3 separate regions of the Homo sapiens genome follow, and all the other regions are linked to region 2. Evidence: read pairs that join two places in POLR2A ChIA-PET (ENCODE). Cell type or tissue: MCF 10A. All regions are shown on one strand. Region 1 overlaps SEMA3C (semaphorin 3C). Region 2 overlaps SEMA3C (semaphorin 3C). Region 3 has its middle 250 kb from the start of SEMA3C.

Region 1 (2,500 bases), 83 kb before region 2:
GGGAGGCTGAGGCAGGAGAACGGCATGAACCCCAGAGGCGGAGCTTGCAGTGAGCCGAGATCGCACCACTGCACTCCAGCCTGGGCAACAGAGCGAGACTCCATCTCAAAAAAAAAAAAAAAAAAGACAGAAAAAGAACATTGGTTCAGTGTTTTGTCAGGTCCTAAATAGTCATCACTTTACTTCAGAAGTAAAAAGTATTTTTACTGAAATGCGTAATTGTTTCCAGCTTTCCTAAGGTATAATTGGTATACAAAAAAATACTGTACACAATTAATTAATGTATACAATGTCGTAAGTTCAGACATATGTATACACTTGTGTTACTGTCACTACAATCCAGGTGATAAACATTTATTACCTCTGATAACAGCAACCAAAAAAATGCCAAAAGTTTTATTTGCTCACAAGTGCTCAAATTATTTTATTGAAAAAATCACGTATTTTTTCCTACATTATAATTCATTATTTTGATTTGTTTGATAAAAATATCATGCAATCATTACAAATACTCTCTACAAAAGTATTTGGAAAGCATTAGTTTAGCTCCAATATATTTTGGTAATCAGGCAAAAGTAAATAAAATGGAAGGATTACATCCCAAATGACATGTAAAATTAAAAGTTGCAGAGAAGAATGCTTTTATAATAATTACTGTTACTCCATGAAGTTTATTGTTTAACTCATAAAATGTAACTGTTGAATAATTACCTTGATGTTGTAAAAATGCCATACACTAGTGTTGTCCTCGGGTTATCAGTTTCCAGCAGAAACACATCCTCTATAAAAAGGAAAATATTCTTTTAAAGTTTCTAAATATTAACTTCTTTGTTTTGAAAAATTTACCCTAAGAAAATAATTTCAACTCTGAAAAGTACTCTGCAAAAAGATATTCCTGTACCATTATGGTAATTTGGAAACAAATAATGATAGAAACACTAAATTAAATTAAATTAATACAGATACTAATGGAATTTATGAAAATTTTGTATCCTTGTGAAAACCATGCTAGTAAAATAATATTATGGGGAAAAAGTACAATGATATATTACATAATATGGACTAGAACCATATTAACCTTAAAAATATCCATCAGAATATAAGAATAAGATTAACAGTGAGTGTTACAAGAGGCAAAGCTGTAGAAATATTCTGGTGCTTCTTTCTAAATATCCTTTAATGTTAATATATTACTGTTTTAATTAAAAAAATTACAAATCTCAATTTCTTTTTGATCTAATCTTAGGAGCTGGAAGATGGAATAAAACTTTTTCACGGTAACTCATCTTACCATCAAATAGAACTTTTTGTGGCATATGGTCAAAATTGCTAGTGATACTTTTATTTAATGATAGCTCCTCTAACAAAAAGATGTTTAAAGTGTAGTAAGGCAAAAACAAAAGTATGCACAGTGAAGTGATAAATAACAGAATATGAAAGTAGATTTCTGATAGAAAACTCCAATTAATAATCAATTGCCATGATTATATGAAAGGCCCAGACATAGTGACAATCTTGCTAACAGAATTATTACTGAGAAACACAAAGAAATATGTATTTATTTTAAATTAAAAATGAATTTAAATGACCTCATAAGCAATAAATTTATAACCACTCAAACAACAAATTAACAATCACTAGTCCTTCCATATGTGAATAAAGGCTGACAATGTCTAGCTCTCCCTAAAAAAAAAAGAAAGACTGAAACATAAAATATATTCCCAAACATTCAGGGGAGTAGAATGAGCAAGTAGCCTGTTTCACAAAATGATACTTAGAACTTTTCTCTAGAAAAGCTTATCTAGAAACTTTTGTTCCATAATCAACATAATGGTTTTTGATCAGAAGAACGATATAGTTCATTACTATTAGAATCAGTAAATTTTTTCCACATGGTAACACAGATTTATAACTTATCACCTGTCTCAAAATCTGAGAATGACCATTATTTTACCTTCTAATGAATTAAGGTGAAAGAAAAGTCATTTACAAATGACATTTAGTAAATATGATGTGCCCTGGGATATTCAGATTAAAAAAATAAAAAAACTGTTCCTTGGCAGAGGGAATCAGACTGTCAGTCCTTATTCGACCTGGAAAGTGTAAGCCTCCTCATGTCACATTGAGAATATCTAATCTCAGAGTCACCAAGCAGAACTAAGAAGGGAACACAAGTCTCCAAATTTCTACTCTGACACTTTTTTCCATCCAAACTCTATCCTGTCCATTAGCTACAATAGTAAAAATATATAGCTGTATTTTCACACAAAATCAGAATATTAGATATTCTAATATACATGAAATAAATATTCATTTATAAAAACACAAACATATCATTACCTATACACACATTATACAAGTTACACCCCCAAACACACACATTCATTCATATATTATGGTGAATTCAATGAGCTAAATGTTTCAGCAGTGCACTCATGGGCGTAACAGATTACAAAATACTTAAGAAAATTTATGAACAGTATCTAGATAATTATTTTAA
Region 2 (2,500 bases):
TTCAAGAGTTCTTTCTTGTTTTAATTGGATATATTCTTTTTCTTTTCTTTTTGTAAGTCCTATAATACAGTAAAGACATCAAATAGAACCCTTTTAGAGTTATGTGGAAAACTTTTATATATAAATATTTTATTTGGACAGTTTTCACATAAAAATAGACATATGAAAATTTAAAAAAGAAAAGGTCCTGATGAGGAGGCTCCTATCAGAAAGTGACATTTACCTAAACCCTCTTATATAACAACAACAACAACAACAACAACAAACTAAAGGTAAATACACCTGAAAGATACAAAAGAGGATGCCATGAGATACACCTGAATCTCTGAGGAAACACGTTCTCTCTCTTTCATTAGGTAAATTGCTTTGAATGACTTCTTTCATGTTTTACTGTTATATACCTTTATATTTTATCTCTCAAGCATTTGTTAATACGCCACAAGCTATCCTATATGTGCTTTTTTTATACTTAGCAATGAACACAAAATGCATTCATTAACAAATAATTATACCAAATCAACAGCCTCCTTCTAAAATTAAAGGAAAGGGGTCTGAAAATGTTGCTTGTGACTAAGCAGGTTACGTCACACATGGAATTTAGATTCTGTTCCAAATCTGAGGACAGAAGCACACACCTTAGCAGGACCCCTTATTCCAATCACAAAAAGCAGAACCAGTCCCAGGAGTGTCTGTGTTTGAACTGTGCTTGATCTGGGATACTTTCAAACTGAATCAGAGGTAACTCATCTGAATTATCAAACAAAACTAATTATATAATCATAATCTCCTAAGATAAAAGTATGGGTTTTCCCTTAATACATGAACTTTTAAGATCAGGCCTCTTACTTCCCCAGTTGGATTTTTGCATACTCAGACATAAGGTCACCACCCTGTCTTTGGAATGACATTTTGTGTTTTTGTCCTATGACTCACCCATGCTTCTTGCTGTTCCTTCCATTCTGGACACAAATGAAGGCTCACAATTTGCCCTAAGGCATGTTTCAAAAGCAGCTTTACAGTGATTCACTGCCCTTTGGTCCTTCAGAGTATCAAAGCACATCTTTAAATCATGAGCAAAAAAAATGAGCACATCTTTAAATCATGAGACTTCAACAAAATGCAGTCATACCATTAATTAACTCATAATTCACAAGAATCATTGCTCAACTTTCATTTTTACTTAGCAGTCATTACTTCCCACAAGAAATGTTTTTAAGAGTCTGAACTAAGAGTGAGGCACTGTGATAAATCCAAGAGGTCGTTTCCTAACATCTAGGGTTTAAGTCACTGTCATGGCCACTTTATGAGCAGAAATTCCATTTTGGCAAAAATACTTGTTAACATGGTACATTTTCTTTGAATTGCATTAGTTTTGAATTTTAATTCTAATCTATTAATAAGCTCATTTTCATTTTATTGTTATAAAAAAAGTGAAAGCCCAAGAAATTTACCCGATTTTATATGCAGACAGATGTAAATGAAATCTCATACAATCAACTTGTTTCTCCTAAAAGATGTGAAATATTTAAGACATAACTATCCATCTGAATTTCCACATTTTATAGGTAATCTCAAAATTGAGATTAGTCCAAAATCATGAGTCTCTTAGTGAAAGCATCAAGAACAAGTTTCTTGACTCTAACATAGAGGACTTTTAACTACATTGTCTCTTCCTAACCGCTACAAAAATGTGAGACCCTCATAACTAACTTATCAAACATTAGATACTCTGTAAATATATCCGATTTTTTTAAAAGACTCCTATGATTCAAAAGGATGAATAAATTAATGAAACTTTTTACAGACTTCTGTATTGACAATTCTGTAGTGAAGATAAGTAGCAAATATTTTCCATCAGTCTAAACAGAAGAGGCAAGCAGAGGGAAACTTCAGCTTTTGAGGGAAAGTGTTGATGCGAGAATGTAAGCAGTTCACTCTCATACAAACAACGGCTTTGTCTGCCATGGAAGCTAGTGCAAGGTAACCAAGATGTAAACTCTAAACACATGTTCAGCAGAAATAGTAAAGTGACTGTTTCTTTGTAGAAGAATTTCTTTATGTGTTTATTACTGCTTTGATGTACACCATAAATTTCTGCTTAAAGGTCACAAGATTGTGATAACAAATCAAAAACCAGGTTGTGATAATATGTTGACGGTGTAGGAACACTGTGTAAAGAACTGGAGAATAATAAACATTAAGGCCAGTACCGGCATTTTAAAAATACAGATTAGATGCTCTTAAAAAATCTTCTAAAAATATTTGGTTCCCACAAAGTACAAGCAAAATATTTTACTGTTGAGTAGAATTCATTCTTTTTATGAAATCCTTGTACTTGAAAGCTTTCATAAGATTATCGTTTTGTGATGACATTTCTCTTTAGAATGAGACAAGAAAGACAATTCTTATAATTAAACGTGTTAACTGGTTTAATAGTTTTGCAACTCAGGATTTTTCCCAATATATTGTTTCTGAAGCAGAGTATCACCTGATGTCTGAA
Region 3 (2,500 bases), 290 kb after region 2:
GCGACAGAGCGAGACTCCGTCTCAAAAAAAAAAAAAAAAAAAAAAAAAAAAAAAAAAAAAAAGAAACTGGTTCTGGGAAAACCAGCCATAACTTAGGGGTTCTTCTTTCACCCAATCCCATTGGAATTCTGCTTTGCTATAGAAACATGCTCAAACCAAGGCAAGCAGCACACATTACATGAACAAACAACACAACAATGAAAAGCAGATCCTTGAGACCCTCCCAAGAAGACCAAGAGCTCTCTCTTTAAAACTTTGTAAAATACCTAGGTTCTCTAGTCTTCCTGTGTGTTATTTCCTAACCAATTGCACTATCAATTCAAAAATGGAACAAAGGATATTCTATGTATCAGAACCTTTTTTCCTATACATTAAGAAGAACTTTTCCCACATGAATAGGTAATCACAATCTTAAGCCAGAGGATGAAACCTATGAATTCCTTGTATCATATATATTTTAACAAGAAACATAAATATCTATGACCTACCTATAGCCAATTTATATCTTGCCCAGGTTGTTTTGTTTTCTAAACTTATCCCTCATATGGCTTAATAATGAAGGCCATAAATGTGCCTCCTTCCTATCTCACCCCTATGGCTTGACATGTATTATAAAATGAACTTCCTATATAAAATAATATTTACTGAATGAAAGGAAAGTATTACATACAACTTTTATTATTATATTATTAAGCTTATTTTTTGCACATCATGGCTAGGTCATCTTAAAATAGTTTGGCTCTGTCTCTTTTCCCATTTTCATACCTATGTGTAATCACACATGAAATCCCATATGTGGATTCGTGGTATTCCAAATGTTCCCTTCTTTATATTTCCAATTTATCATGCACTTAAAATATTTTCATTGTTTCACTGCCACGTTGGAGCTTTTGTCTCCATATGAGGATATGTTTTGTGAATCTGGAAATATACATTTTTAAAACCAGAGAAACCCTGGAGTTTCATTTACTTTCACATGTCTCCTATTTTCATTGTTAGTCTACATACCATTATTTGTGTTCAAGATTAGTTCTAGTGGTTGCTAATTTTACTTTTAATACTTGAAGCAATGTAATGTGATTTACAGGGAAGGTATACACTGAGGGAAAGTCGGTTAAGCAGTTCCGGGTAGGCTTAACTTCCCTAGCTTCCTTTCATATTTACTAATACCCGTATCTTATCAAACACGCTCCTGAGTAAATGGCTGGACTGAGGTTTTACTAAGTTTCTGGGCAAGAATCCATGTCAAATGAAGTGCTGCATTCCTTTGTGATGGATTTCTGCATGCACCGCTAGTGAAATCCTGAAAAGGCCAGTTGAACGGATGGACCACATTCTTTATGTTCAAGGTGAAGGCTGCCTGGGTTCATCACACACGGTGGAACTCTTGATTTGGTTTGAACTTGCTTTTGAGCCAAATACTAGTCCCACACACCTACAAGAAAGACAAACACTACCAAGGGATTTATTTTCCACAAGAAGCTGTGCATTACCAGCCAAAGAAAACAAACACCAAGAAAAAGAAGGCTCTCCTGATGCAATTAGAATTTACTCAACATTCTGTTTCTCCCTCTCTTAGAGAACAATGAAAAACAGTTCGGTGGTTAAAGTTCAGTCTATGACTAAAAGGATTTTCTGTGGAATTTCTTGACTTCTCTTTCAGCACACTTTAGAACAATAAGGTAAAACTCCTTATTTGCCTGAAATGAAAAGAGTTCCTGCATGAGGTCAATAATCCTTCTGTTACTCGTTTTCTTTACATCCTTCCCAAGAGCCTAAGAGTAAAAAAATCTACACTGTCTTTGGTACTGAATTTTTAAAAAAACATTAATTTGAAATAGCCCCAAATCTTTTGTAATATCTGTCATAATTTGTTATTCATTTATTTGTTAGTGTATTTAATTATAGTACTATTTATTAGAAAAGCAAATTTAGTCTGAAATAAAATTCATTACTATTTTACACTGAATTAGAATTGGAGTTGTTTGGTTGTCCTGGGTATAGACTTCAGGATGTCTTAGGTTATGCAGTATACAACTCCAGTGCAATTTCTGTAGATGATAATGTGAATAGTTTTCTCTGAAATTATGTAACTACCATAGCACTGCAGAAAGTAAATAACATAGCAGAAATGTCACTTTCATTAAACCAATAAGTGAAAAAAAGAAAGTTTAGATTCAATATAGATGTATCATGGTATCACTTCCCTCCCCTCAGAATAAAAGGCTTATTTCATTCATTTCAATGTGTTATTTTCAATTTAGAACTCTACTGAACTAAAGATAATTTGAGTCTCTAATCAATTTTTGTAAGATAATATATAAATTTCTTTTATAAACCCACTAATGCAAAGAACAAAATGTGCTATTTTGGATGATGGTTGTTCTTATAAAATATTTTGTTGCGTTACAGACAAGTTATTTAGAAACTTGTGGATTAAATTTTTTCTTCAAATACACAAGAGTTTAAAAAATAGAAATGTAAATACTTGCTAAAATGC

What was found. ChIA-PET counts read pairs that join two places held together with the same protein. Peaks named below come from ENCODE experiments on the same cell type or tissue, not always from the same donor. Only the 100,000 strongest peaks of a DNase experiment are listed, where the experiment ranks them.
Region 1: POLR2A ChIA-PET joins it to region 2 with 5 read pairs; 3 of 35 experiments call an interaction of 5 or more read pairs at or near these places.
Region 3: POLR2A ChIA-PET joins it to region 2 with 6 read pairs; 2 of 35 experiments call an interaction of 5 or more read pairs at or near these places.

Annotation. Positions count from the first base shown.
Region 1 is chr7:80,800,046-80,802,545 of GRCh38, forward strand. SEMA3C (semaphorin 3C) reads right to left here. Exons shown (of 18, transcript NM_006379.5): 10 at 712-781. Among named protein-coding and RNA genes, the nearest start is that of SEMA3C, 120 kb to the right of the region's middle. In MCF 10A, no CTCF peak of the experiment used is centred here; no DNase peak of the experiment used is centred here.
Region 2 is chr7:80,882,706-80,885,205 of GRCh38, forward strand. All of the region lies in intron 2 of SEMA3C (semaphorin 3C), which reads right to left. Among named protein-coding and RNA genes, the nearest start is that of SEMA3C, 35 kb to the right of the region's middle. RefSeq lists an enhancer at 592-1,791. In MCF 10A, no CTCF peak of the experiment used is centred here; a DNase peak (open chromatin) is centred at 986.
Region 3 is chr7:81,172,650-81,175,149 of GRCh38, forward strand. No RefSeq gene overlaps it. Among named protein-coding and RNA genes, the nearest start is that of SEMA3C, 250 kb to the left of the region's middle. In MCF 10A, no CTCF peak of the experiment used is centred here; a DNase peak (open chromatin) is centred at 1,442.